Regions from separate parts of the Homo sapiens genome. Here region 2 is linked to region 1. The links are chromatin contacts, found by Hi-C or POLR2A ChIA-PET in ENCODE. All regions are on one chromosome and are shown on one strand. Each heading gives the region's core, a stretch centred on a gene start or an enhancer-like site at or near the end of the contact. The rest is flanking DNA. Distances are from core to core; before and after follow the strand shown.

Region 1 (6,582 bases), core at 2,361-4,860:
CAGTTTTTGAACCCAGGCTTTGAACCCAGGCATTGTGGCTCTGAGAATCCACATTCCTTCTCTATTAAGGAGGCTAAAACGTCGCCTGAAGCCTCAAGGAGCCTGGTACCAGTCACACCCATCTACAGCCGTTAGCTCAGGTGGGAAGCTGCTGAGATGGTATTCAGAGCCCGGGTGCAGTACTCAGCCTCTGCCTTGATTCAAGAAGCCCAGTTTAAGGGCCTCCCCACCCAGCCCCCAGGACTTTGTCAGGCGCCCCCTAAGCCTAGAGGCCTCAATTCTTCTACCCAGATCTGTGAAGTGTCCTTGGGTCTGTGGTGGCACTGGCCACCCTGGGGCCCCCTAGAAAGGGTCCCTCCCCGGCTTCTCTCCAGTGCCCAAGGTCTGTCCTTGTGCCAAATGCAACTGATCCGTAGTGGCTGCCTGCAATACTGAATGGAAAAGAACTTGGGGTCACATCTGGGCTAACCAGGAAAGACACCCTTGTCCATCGGTGATTTCCTCATGGGTGTAGGAAACAGGTTATCGGCCACTGGCATAGCATTTCACTCAAGCCCATGGCTGATGCTCACAGTCCTCTGCCCAAGCTGGGCTGAGTGTTTTCTCCTTGTAACCTTCAGACTGTTCTGCTACTATCTCAGTCAGGACTCTTCTGATTGCAAGTGACAGAAATCCAGCTCTACCTGAACATGCGAAAAAGGAGAAATAACTTACTTAACTGAATTATGCAGGGGCAGATTTCTCAACTTCTCCATCTCTCATGTATGCTTTCTTCTGGAACAACTTCATTCTCATGCAAATTCCCCTCTCAGGATAGCAAATATGGCAAAAACGGCTACCAGGACTGACAAGCTGGTCTTTCAGCTATAGTTTCAACAGAAGCTCCAGAGCTGAGTTTCACTGGCTTAAGTTGGATCACATGACCTCCCCTAAGCCAATCATCGTGGCCAAGGGATGGTCCAGTGGGCCAGGCCTGGGTCCCATGTTTGCCCCTGTAATGAAATGGGGAGATGGGGATGGAGATTAATCTCACTCGCCATCTAGCAACCTGTGGTGGAAAAGGGCTGGCTCTCCAAAGGAAACTTGGGATGCCTTTCTCAGCATTTTAAACACCTAAAAATCGCGTTTTAAGAAGGTTTTTCTGGGAAAAATGTTTACGGGATGGATTAGAGCATTGAGCATGTACTATGCCAACAAGCCAGTCTCGGCTCCTTTTCCCTGGTTTGTGTTTATAGACTTCAGTCCTGGGAAGATGGGTTCTTTCCTGACTCTCTTGATCATTCACATCAGAAAAGAGTTCTGTTCCTTGGGATTTTATTTTTAATTATGGGAAATTTTCAGATATAATCAAAAGTGTTGAAAATAATCTGTGTCTGTTCCTCAGCTTCAACAATGATTAACTCAGGGCCAATTTTATTTCATCTATAGCCCCGCCCATCCCCACTCCACCATGAATTACTTTGAAGCAAATCCAGACATCATATATCTTTAAGATGCTCAGATTGCAAGGCCCTACAAGAGCTAGAGATTCCATTCTCCTCGAGAAGAAAGGAATCTGGCCTGTTATTTTACGTCACTTAGCAGAGGAGAGTCTTGCCTTTCCTCCTCCATAAACATGGCCCAAATCTCCTTACCTGATATTATACTTTGAGTCTTTATGAGTGGAAAACTGCACTTTCTTTATTCTTGTCTGGAAGTGCTCAGCCGGAGTGATTGCAGTGTTATCTCCCTGGGCATCCCCATTGTCCTCATCCTGCTGTTTCAACCCACTTTGCCTGTAGCCTTGTTTTCTGACCTGCCCCCTGCCTCCTCCTACCTGATTTCTAGGGTCCCTTTCCCCATTCTTCTAGCATTCTAACATACACACAGTCTAGAGAACAACAATAGCCTGAAAAAACTCTATTTCCCATTTTATAATCCCAACACAGAGCAGTCTCTCTGCCATGCAGCATACCAGCCTACAAATTGCTGCCGATACATGCATCAAAGAGCCATTCGGCTGCTCATGTGAACACAGGCTTCCCTTGCGCTTCCAAATGCTATATTATCTCTGCCACAGCAAAACCCCTTGAATAGCTAATAAATGCAAAAGAAAGTTTGGGAGGAAAAAAAAGTTACAAAAAATTATTATTATTACTTAAAGAGCCAGAGAAAGATAGCAAGGTTCTTCTAAAGTTACAACACCATCGTTAGCAGCTGCAGGGTACATGAAAGCCAGGGGCCGGGGGAGGGAAGATAGGGCATATTTCAAAGCTGACTGCTGCAGTAACAAAACGCGAAGGGGGTGTTGTGTGGAATACGCCAAGTGTTTGAAGTGGACAAGGTTTCTAGCGTGTTGCCTTGATGCCTGTACATACTTAATAACAGATGTTTGGTCTCTCTAGGCAGATAATTGTCCTTCTGTAAGGTTGACTTGACCTGCCTGAACGGTCCAGCTTCGAGCGCTGCAGCAGTAACAAATGATCCTAGCTTCTCTCTTTTTTACTAGGGAGATGCTCAGCCACGCTTCCTTTTAAGCACATAATTACTCGGCAGCAACTGAAGCCCATACATTCCCCTCTCCTAATGGCCATGGAGCCATTCGGTCATAATTTATGGGGACAGGGTTCAAAGTTTTAATAATATTTGGATAATATCATTGCCCACACGTCGGGGACGTCGTGATGAATAGAAGGAGAGTGGGCTTATTTCGATTCCATGCATGACAGTGAGGACGTTAACGACTGGGTGCCCGGCGTGGCCTTTATGGAAACTGCCACCAGGCCATCAGCTCATGAATTATAGATCTGGGCATGAAGGATCACATAGGGATGTTGTTCATGAGGAACTGTCCTGTTAGCGCCTCTTCCTTATGCAGATAAATGAATTGCAGGGAATACCAAAACGGCGTAAATAAGCCCTTAGTGGATAACACATTAGAACATCAACATAAAAAACCCAGTGCTGGGGCCTGCTTGGGGATATTTATGTTTATACTCTCTGCTCAAGTGGCTCCCTTATTTTTTGGCTTCTTACTGCTCACCTCATAATTCCAACCTCCTAACGGCACCTCTGGGCATGTTTCTCGGATGCTCTGTGGTGCCTGTTGACATTTGTACACAAGTTTGCTCAGAGAAGTGCTTTTGGGTAGGCAGATGGGTGAAGGCTCGTCAAATTCAAAACAGACCTAGTTAGCATTGTCTTGGTGACGTGGTGGGGTGTCCCTAAAACAGAGGCCACACACTGGCAGGTGCTAGCAGAAGAAGAAGGGCAACTATGTCCCCAAAAGTAGAAAGAAGGGAGACCTTCTCAGTCATAAACCAGATAGAAAATATCCTTGGAAAAGATCGAGTTCAACCACACTACTCCCAAAAAGCAGGTGGCAAAATTGAGGTTCAGAGGAGAGCAGGGACTCCCCCTAAATTACAAAACCTTGTTGCCAAGCCAAGATTCCTGACTCCCAAGTGTGGCCCCAGGCTGCCTTATCTGGCCTGAGTTTTCTCTCCCCAAAATGTAAACATTCAACACCAGCACCAAATGATAGTGTTAAGACTAAAACAATGTTTGCCAACTTCCTCCTGTTAATCTAGACTGACTCACTCTGAACTTTGACAAGGTTCGCGTGCCGTGAGCAATCATTGAACTTACACACTCGATATCCATTTAATCTGAAGGATTTATTTGGAAAGAACAGCAATTATAGCTGCACCTCAGAATAACTAGGAAACGGCGCGTTTAAATCTCTTTAAATAGCTTGCCGGAGTTCTACATAGCTCCCCCACACCCAGGTTCTGATCTGGAGTTCTCATTTGCCTGGGCCTTTTTACAGAGCCCGGGAGTGGTTTGGAGCAGGTTTCAAACGTGGAGGTTTGTTTCTCTACTGGGAGGCACTTTACGTTGAGAGCTTTCTGTTTTCTGACACATCTAAGGATGTGTTCTTTTTTTATCTTGCCAGGAGAAAGGAGGTAACAATGTTCTGCTGAATAAAGGCCAAGAACATTTACCCAGTTATAATTTTTTTAATATTCATACAAAAAATTAACTTTTGGGGGATCACAGCTTTATGAATTTTAACACATACATAGAATCATGTAACCACCATCACAATCAGGATACAGAACAATTCCATCACCTCCAAATCTCCCATTAAAAAGTAAACCCCCAGCCAGGCGTGGTAGTTCATGCCTGTAATCCCAACATTTTGGGAGGCTGAGGTGGGTGGATTGCTTGAGCCCAGGAGTTTGAGACCAGTATGGGCAACAAAGCAAGACCCCCATGTCTACAAAAATAAAAAATTTAGCCAGCCACGGTGGTGCACACCTGTAATTCCAACTACTCAAGAGGCTGAGGTGGGAGGATGGCTTGAGCTCAGGACTTTGAGGCTTCAGTGAATGATGATCACACCACTGCACTCCAACCTGGGTGACAGAGAGACCCTGTCCACTCTCAAAAAAAAAGTCAAACCTTCCCTTGGTCCCTAACCTCTAATCCCCACTAATCTGTTCTCCACCCCAATAACTCTGTTTTTTGGGAGTGTCATATAAATAGGTTTATACAGTTTGTCACCTTTTGAGACTGGATTCTTTCTCTCAGCATAGTGCCTTTGAGATCCATCCAAGCCCTTGTCTGTATCTACAGTTCAGTCCTCTTTGTTGCTGAGCAGTATTCCATCACAGAGCCCAGACCTCAAGTCAGGCATCACCAGGTACTTACAGGATGAGGACAGTGGCTAATGGCTGTGATGTGTGTGCTGTGTGCACCACCATCTGTCCTAGTGTTTTACTGTACTAACTCATTTAACCTCTCGACAACCTAATGGGGTGATTACTAGCATTATATCCATTTTGCAGATTAGGAAATTAAACCATAAAGGGGCTACATAACTTGCCCAACATCACACGACTGGTAAGTCAGGAACCACCTATAAGGTTAGAACCAGCCAACCCTTGTGCTTCATCATGGGACATGCTAATTATAAATATCTCTGGAAGGGAGAGGAGAAATGTCAGTCTCCAGGGAGGTGTAAATGACTGACAGTGTTGCCTTGCCAAGAGCAGGCTGTGCCAGGGTTTGAGGAGGACAGCTAACATGATCAGGAGGAAAACAAGGAAAGGGGCATGTACCACATGCCACAGAGAACCACTCCCAGAATGTGCACCCAGATACCCACACACACCCTAAAGGGAAAGGGAGGGAAGCAGGAGAAGGCAGCACTTCACATAAATGCAGTGGCTAACAAATAGGAAACATCCTGGCCTCCGCCTATCCTACTAAGTCTCAGGGGTTGGGAAAAGAACCAGATCTGAGAATTTCAAATTAATTGCCATGAATCCTGGAACTGTCAGTCTCAGGTTTCCAACAGCATGGTCTTCAGCTGTCTTACCTAACCTCCTTTGAAGCCTGAGATGTGGCTGCTGTCCTAGGAATCATAACGACCTAAAACATAAATGTGGAATTCCAGGAGTGATTTCACCCAGCATTGAGCCTGTGGGGAAACTGAGGCCTAGAAAGAGAATGGACTTGGCCAAAGGCACATAGCAAATCAGTAGCAGATCCAGGACTGTAACCCAGATCCCTTCCTCCATACATCCACCCAGTCATTCATTCAACAACTGAACCTACCATGTGCCAGGCACTTTACTGGAAGCTGGAGACAAAGGGTGATGAAGACACAGTACTATCCTACATGGAGTTATAGTTTTGGCAGGAGAAAGACATTAAACAAATGATCACAAGCAAATAGATAATTTAAAGTCATAGGGAAGATTTTAAAATTTTCTCAAGACCCACAGCAAGTGTATTTCCAACTCACCTCAGCTGCTTCTATTTCCTAAATCAACAAGGTGAAGTTTCCTATAGTAGTAAAAGCCTCCACGTGCCCTCTCAATAAGATTATGGAAGAGGTAGTTATGTTGTTCTATAACATTTTTTTTTTGAGACAGAGTCTTGCTGTTGCCCCAGGCTGGAGTGCAGTGGTGTGATCTCGGCTCACTGCAAGCTCTGCCTCCTGGGTTCATGCCATTCTCCTGCCTCAGCCTCCTGAGTAGCTGGGACTACAGGCGCCCGCCACTACACCCGGCTAATTTTTTGTTTTTTCGTAGAGACGGGGTTTCATCGTGTTAGCCAGGATGGTCTCAATCTCCTGACCTCATGATCCACCTGCCTCGGCCTCCCAAAGTGCTGGGATTACAGGCATGAGCCACCATGCCTGGCCGTTCTATAACATTTTAATCACAGGTGTTGAATGCTGGCTCCCCAAATACCACTAACAGCCTGTTGATAAAGCAAAGCTGAATTGATTGGTCACCACAATGAGGGAGAACACCACCTCAAAAGAGCTTTGGCAGTGCTATAGTTTGGATGTTTGATGCCTCCAAACCTCATGGCAAAATATGATCCTCACTGTGGGAGGTGTGGACTAATGGGAAGTGTTTGGGTCATGGGGTGGATCCCTCATAAATGGCTTGGTTCGCTTGTTGCAACAAGAATGAGTTCTCACTGTATTAGTTCCTGCAAGAACTGGTTGTTAAAAAGAGCCTGGCATCTCCCCTCCTCCTCCCTATTTCTCTTGCTTCCTCTCTCACCATGTGATCTCTGCACATG
Region 2 (6,582 bases), core at 2,573-5,072, 330 kb before region 1:
TGCATACAGCCTGAAAGAAAAGTAACCACAGGTCACAAATGGAAACTGTCGTAACAATTCTGGGGAAAAAAAGTCAAAATGAGTTTCCTCCAGCTCTAGTTTCTCATGAACAGAAGAGCCCCTCGGACATCGTCTGGAGGGAATTGAAACTCACTACTCTGGAAAATCAATTCATCAGGAGGAGAGAAAGTCACAGCTTTCGACTTGAGATCTCCCTCCCACCTTCTGCTCCCTACTCTGTTTCAGAAACTTTTTCCAGAAAGGGTTGGGGGATGTCTGAGATTGATATGAATCACCCAGAGTTGGATAAGCTTCCAGTCCCTCTTCAATTCCTTGCAAATTTCCTGGCATCATTGTTTTAAAAGATTGTTCCTGAATTACTTTTTCAGTTGCCTTCTCAGTTTAGATTTATGCCACACTGCACCCTTCGTGGTATGTCCCTCAAAAACTCCAATCACCTGACAGCCTCGGTCAGTAATTTCTCTGAAGCCTTGAAGAAGTGTGGAGAGGTGCCATATTGCACCACACAGCCTTTCGCCATCTTGCTGCCCTCCTATACCTTTTGGGTGTCGGCACATTCCAAAAGCCCACGTTCTTACCCATGTCCTTCTCTGGCATGCATCCGAGAAGAATAGCTTGGACCCATTGCTTTAATTGCTTCTTTTTGGAGAATGGACCATCCAAGCTGATCTGCCTGGAATTCCCAAGTGCCTTGAGTTCTACTGCATAAAAATGTGTCCATCCTGATGCACTTAAATATTGTTGTAGGACTTCCAAAGTACCTAGCACCCCAAACATAGCACCTACATGTCTTTTCTGCCTGAAACTTGTATTTGATTCTTAGCCTAGAATAGTAAAGCTGAATGAAATTATTAATGATTACTTAGTTGAACTTGCTTATTTCACAGCTAGGGAAACTGAGGACCAGCAAAAATTCAATTCCTCTCTCTCTAGTTCTTAAAGTTCAACTATGTCAATCAGTAATCGACTTTTTTAAAAGCTCCTTGTTCCACGTGGAGAACTATTGGCTTTGCTTATATCACAAACCATATATACTCTGTGGTATGGGTGATAGAAAGAATTTCTCAAGATAGTTTTAACTATACTTCATTTTTGCCCTAAGCTTTCTGATATTAGAGCTTAATGCCCACATAATGTGGAACTCCACTATATATAATATGTGCTATGGGGAACACCTTGAAGGGGTAACCAATGTGCCTGGGGACCAGTAAGTATGAAGCAAGAAGGTTTAATACATTGCAGAAAATTCCTAGAGCTCTAGGGTCTTTAGCATGGATGCATCATGGGGCAGGGGGTTTGTGTGGTGTGGGAGGTGGACAGATGGGAGCTGGTGCTGCCTTGCATGGTGGGAAGGAATTTTAAATTTTTGTCCTGTCAGTGATGGTCAGTCACTGAGGAGGTCTAGGGAGAGGGCAACTTGGTAAATTTTTGCTTTTTACTTCCACAGGAAGTTGGAAGATGACTTGCAGAGGGAAATACTAGAAGTCAAGAGGACATTTATGACACTCTTACAATGATCCATGTGAGACAGGATGTCAGAGCAGTGGCTGGAGAAGAAAGATGAGGGAATAGATGGGGACCTGTTTAAGGAATAGAACTGGCAGGATTTGAGGAGCAACTGTGCGTGGCCAGTGATTAACAAAAACTAGGGTAGTTAAAATATCTGTGTCCTAAAAAGTCACTTAGTTGGTAATTATCATTCAAATTATACTAGCTTGAGTACCATTTTAATATTTAGACTCCAAATTCAAGTAATAGTTCCATGCTTTCTGCTTCAAATGCTACAATACACCTTGGCCAAATTTAAACACAAATTAGTAGATGGTGCTTCCATTAATTCTTTAGTCCTCAACTTAATCGCACATAAAATTTTCCAATGGTTTCAAAATCCAAGTCAGTAAGGTCTAAGCCTTTTAGAGAGTTAATTTTACTGCTGTTTCCTCTTGTTCATGAGGCTAATTTTAAACATAGCCTTTGGATATGCTGTAAGTTGGTAATAATGCCACAAAAATACATAGACCAATGCTTGAGAATAAGAGTCAACAAATATCAATATGCTTGTTTCTGATTTGAGTGAATACCAGTCAATGTTTTTGACAAACTAAATAGGAGATCGAGGTTGCAAAATTCAAAGGCCTATGTAGTCCAGACCAATAACAAATAAAGTGGAGAAGTTTAAGTAAGTTCACATTGTGCATACATGTGGTGAGGATTACAGGAAAATATAGGACCTATGCCCTGTCTAAAAAAAAAGTTCCTACCATTCTCTAGCCTTTCATTACTATGCAGAAAGGCTGGTCCAAGGCTACTAGATATTCCAGAGGTTTTTTAAAGAATAGGTGACTATCTGGCTAATTAAAAAAAAAAATCTGGTCCAAACAAACCATGTTTGTGGACATAGCCCATGAACCACCAGTTTGTAGACCCTTGCTATTCAAAGGTTCTATAAAAATAAATTCAGCAGAAAATGCTTTTCAAGTAAGAAAAAATGCTTCATTCCAACTCCAGGAGGGTTAAAAATGCTTCAGGCAAACAAGCTAAATGACAATAAAATATATTTACTGCTATAGTCGCTGGCTTACCAGGGACTATATAATCTAGGGACCAGCAGCATCAGCATCACCTGGGAACTTGCTAGAAATGCAGAATCTGAAGCCTCATCCTAGACTTGCTTAATCAGAACCTACACTTTTAACAAGGTCCCTGGTGACTGATATCCGTGCTAAAGTTTGAGCAATGCCGGCTTGAACGCGCTCGTGCACAGAGCCTAGATGGCATACTTTCTTCCTCTATACCCCAGAGCAGACATGCAGAATAATTTTCTGTTATGAAAGCAGAGCATGGGTCGTTTTTTGGAGAAGAGGGAGGTAGTATCCTGCTCCAACAGGGCCCTGTTTGAGTTGACTCAAGGGAGCCACAAAATGTCTTCTGAAGTCCACAGGTCCATGGGTAGCATAATAAACGTGTCTTATGCAGGGACGGAACTAGGTTGAGGCCAGTAAGATACTTGCCCAAGGTGCAAATTTTACAGAGGTACCAAAATACCTAGTAATCAAGATCAATAATACTTTAATGCAATAATTTTTTAAATTAAAATTAATGCAAAGAAACTCAATATACAAAATATCATAATTTTCCAACTCGCCTCATCCTAGTTCCAGCTCACATTCTGTTCATGCCAATTTAAATATTTCTGTAATCCATTGTCTCCTGCTATTCATACTTGTCCCTCAAAAGCCACTGAACAAGAAGTATGATTTCAAACCTATAAAAATAAACTTAACAAAAAATGCTTTTCAAGTTGGAAAAAATGCTTTGTGCCAACTCTAGGAGGGTTCAAGATGCTTCAGCCAAACAAGCTAAAAGACAATAAAATGTATTTACCACTATAGTCTCTGATTTTGCAGGGAACCAACCCGTCTCCATCTTTTGTCCCTATTGTCTGCTTAAGGGACAGATAGTAGGGACATTATCTAAATGCCAAACCAAGAGTCGGAGTTACCATTAAGGAATGCAACACGCCTTTACTGTGATTGATATTCCAGTGACTTTGGGGGAGGAGAGAGGTTTGAAATGGGGCTTTGGCAAGCCAGCTGAGATGAAAATAGCTGGGAAGCTGCCTCTGTGTGTCTCTTTCACACATAGACTTCCGTTTCAGGGCCAGAACCTGGAAGTGCCCTGGGGTACAGGAAAGAAGAAACTCAGTTGAGAATGAATGAATCACCATTAGGCGTGTTTCAGTTCCTGTCTGGGGAGTACCAGCTGCAGATACCAAGAAAATACTAACTTTTCTTGCCAACTCTGTGCAGGCTGGAACAGAGAAGGAAGAGCTGACAAAGTGTGCACTTAACCACAGCTCTGGGGAGGCAATGCCTTGATATCCCCACGGTATTTATGTCTGCATCATTTATGCAGAACACTTCTAGGTTCTTCTGTTGTTAATTGGCTTCATGAGGGAGCAAATGAAGTCATCAGATGAAACAGATGAGCTTTGGAGCAAAATAGATGCAGTATCAGAGTCTATCTCAACCATTCACCTGAGTGTCTGCACTATCCCAGGCATCAATTTCTTCATCCTTGTGGGACTGGTATGAGATCATGCCTATGAAATGCTTTAATCTGTGACCTAGCAGGGAACTTGAAACCCAAGAGGCAAAAAACCATCCTTCTCAACCAACCTATAAGATTTCCGACTGACAGGAGCCCTCTATTTTATTCCCAGTACTTACCAGTAACTGACATTTGCATAGTGCGTTTAAAGTTTCAAAGCACTTTCCCTTAAAATCATTATACTGTGTCATTCCAACATTCCAATAAGTTAGGCAGGGCAATAATTATTATTACTGTTTTTAAATATGAAAACATAGCAACTATTAGAAACAGGTCTCTGGCTGAGTCCAACTAATGCTTCAAATCTTTTGACCTCTATGTTTTGCAAATATTTAAACAACAAATATTTGTTGAATATAAGACTTCAGGGACCCAAATGAAAAGTTCAAAATACTGATGACCTCATTCTAGACCCCAAAACTTCATTTTGTTGCATTTTTTCTTCTGATGACAGGTTATTAAGGTGCTCAAGGTGACAGGACATGTCTTTATAGATCTTGAAATCTCACCGAGCATCAAGAAGTGTGCTAACATAGAAGGAACCAGGGTTTGTCTTCTGGCTGATTGTGTAAAAATGATAATTGATCTATGGCTATTAGATGTTTGCATGCATTAGACGTTTGCTCATGTTTTCATGAATAAAATGAAATGGAGAATGGGCTTATTTTCATGTCAGTTGTAATCTTGTGTTAACACCCAACCCAGTACACATGGCTTTCTATAGCCACGACCACTGTAGTCCCTTTGGGATGCATCTGTCCTGAGTTGGCCAGGACCACCTCCCTTCTGCCTGGGCAGTTGGAGCTTTGGGAGTTCATCTTTCACAAACACTTTAGAAATTCTGAAGCCATTCTATGGGTCAGTGCTGAATTTAAGGAGCTACGTATCAACTTGAATCAGACTGATTACAACTCCTCTGAACCTAATTGGCAAAACCTAACTGCATTCATGTTTTATTAAAAGCAACTTTCATTACACAGGCGGTGCTGTCAGAAAAATAAATTACATCTGCAAGTACTTAGGTATAAAATTTTGCAGATAACTTCCAGTTGTCGGTAATTTTATATTAGAAACTGTTTTTCCAATACATGCTAAAACTTTGTTCATCAGTATTAAACACACTTTACCTACCACTCTTAGAATATTTATGGGACTTGTAATATAACCTTTTTTTTTCTTCTTTAGAGATTTAGTAAACTGTTTGCTGCCAACTTTAATTTTGGCAGCCTCCCTAGGCCCTTTGGAAACTATAGATTGGTTTGCGTTTTACATTCCACTGCTTACCATTCCCCCTCCTACAATAGATTCCGATCCATTTAAAAAAAAAAAAAATTAGTGTAAGTGTTGGCTGCAAAACAAGTGGGTCCCACTTGCAAATACAACAAATGAGTCATATAAACTTAGAGATGGGGAAAATTATAAAGAAGACCTAATTCACTCTCTACCACTGAATAAAATGTTTATATCTCCACTTTAGGAAGTTTTTGTTGACTGTCCCTATAGGAGCCCCCCAAAATTCTGTTTTCCTAGTTGTACCCCTAATTTACAACAATGCAGTCAGGTTGTATTTGTCACCACAACCAGATTCCAAAATAGACCTTTGTATTACTTCAGGATGCTTTTGCCAGCACCAAACATTGACTAGTAGTAGCTTAAGAAAGCAAAACTTTTGGCCAGGGGCAGTGGCTCACACCTGTAATCCCTGCACTTTTGGAGGTCGAGGTGGGAGGATCACTTAAGGCCAGGAGTTTGAGACAAGCTTGGGCAACATAGCAAGACCTTGTCTCTACAGAAAAAAAAAAAGTAGCCAGGCATGGTGGCATGTGCCTCTAGTCCTAGCTACTCAGAAGGCTGAGGCAAGAGGATTGCTTGAACCCAGGAGTTCAAGGATGAAATGACATGATTAAGCCAGTGCACTTCAGCCTGGGTAACAGAGCAAGACCTTGTGTCTAAAACAGATAAGTTAATAATTTTTAAAAATAAATTGAAAACAAAACTTTTTATTTTGAAATGACTTAAGTTAACAGAGCACTACAAACATTGTATAGAGAGTCCCATACACCATTTATCTGGCATCTTCTAACATTAACATCCTACATAACCAAGGTACATTTGTCAAATATGAGAAATTAACATCAGTACAATACTATTAACTAATTTACAGGGTTGATTTGGATTTTTTTTTTTTTGAAGATTTTCCTCTCATGTCATTTTCTGTTCCAGGATTCAGTTCAAGATCCTACGTTGCACTTAATTTTCCTCATTTTCTTCTCCAATCTGTTATGGCAACTTAGTATTTCCTTGTCTTTTATGACCTGGAAACTTTTGAAGAGTACTGGCCAATTACTTTGTATAATGGTCCCCAATTTGAGACTATATAGTCTTCTTCCATGACTAGACTAGGGTTGTCCTTTATGGGAAGAATGCCATCAAGGCAAAGTGCTCTATACC

The links. A loop is a pair of places that touch in the nucleus more often than their neighbours do. ChIA-PET counts read pairs that join two places held with the same protein, here RNA polymerase II (POLR2A). Pooled maps may share reads with other maps.
Region 2: a loop to region 1 is called in a map with no recorded cell type, with 4 times the contacts of the local background. The contact joins two enhancer-like sites. A Hi-C loop is called at or near these places in 1 of 37 single-sample maps with no recorded cell type and 2 of 50 pooled maps. POLR2A ChIA-PET finds 5 or more read pairs at or near these places in 1 of 52 experiments (WTC11).

What each region holds. Positions count from the first base shown.
Region 1 is chr16:51,241,224-51,247,805 of GRCh38, reverse strand. No RefSeq gene overlaps it. Among named protein-coding and RNA genes, the nearest start is that of SALL1, 93 kb to the right of the region's middle. Within about 2 kb of position 3,610, at least 2 of the 41 ENCODE cell types and tissues checked have a DNase peak (open chromatin) inside an H3K27ac peak, as active enhancers do.
Region 2 is chr16:51,566,896-51,573,477 of GRCh38, reverse strand. No RefSeq gene overlaps it. Among named protein-coding and RNA genes, the nearest start is that of HNRNPA1L3, 76 kb to the left of the region's middle. Within about 2 kb of position 3,822, at least 2 of the 41 ENCODE cell types and tissues checked have a DNase peak (open chromatin) inside an H3K27ac peak, as active enhancers do.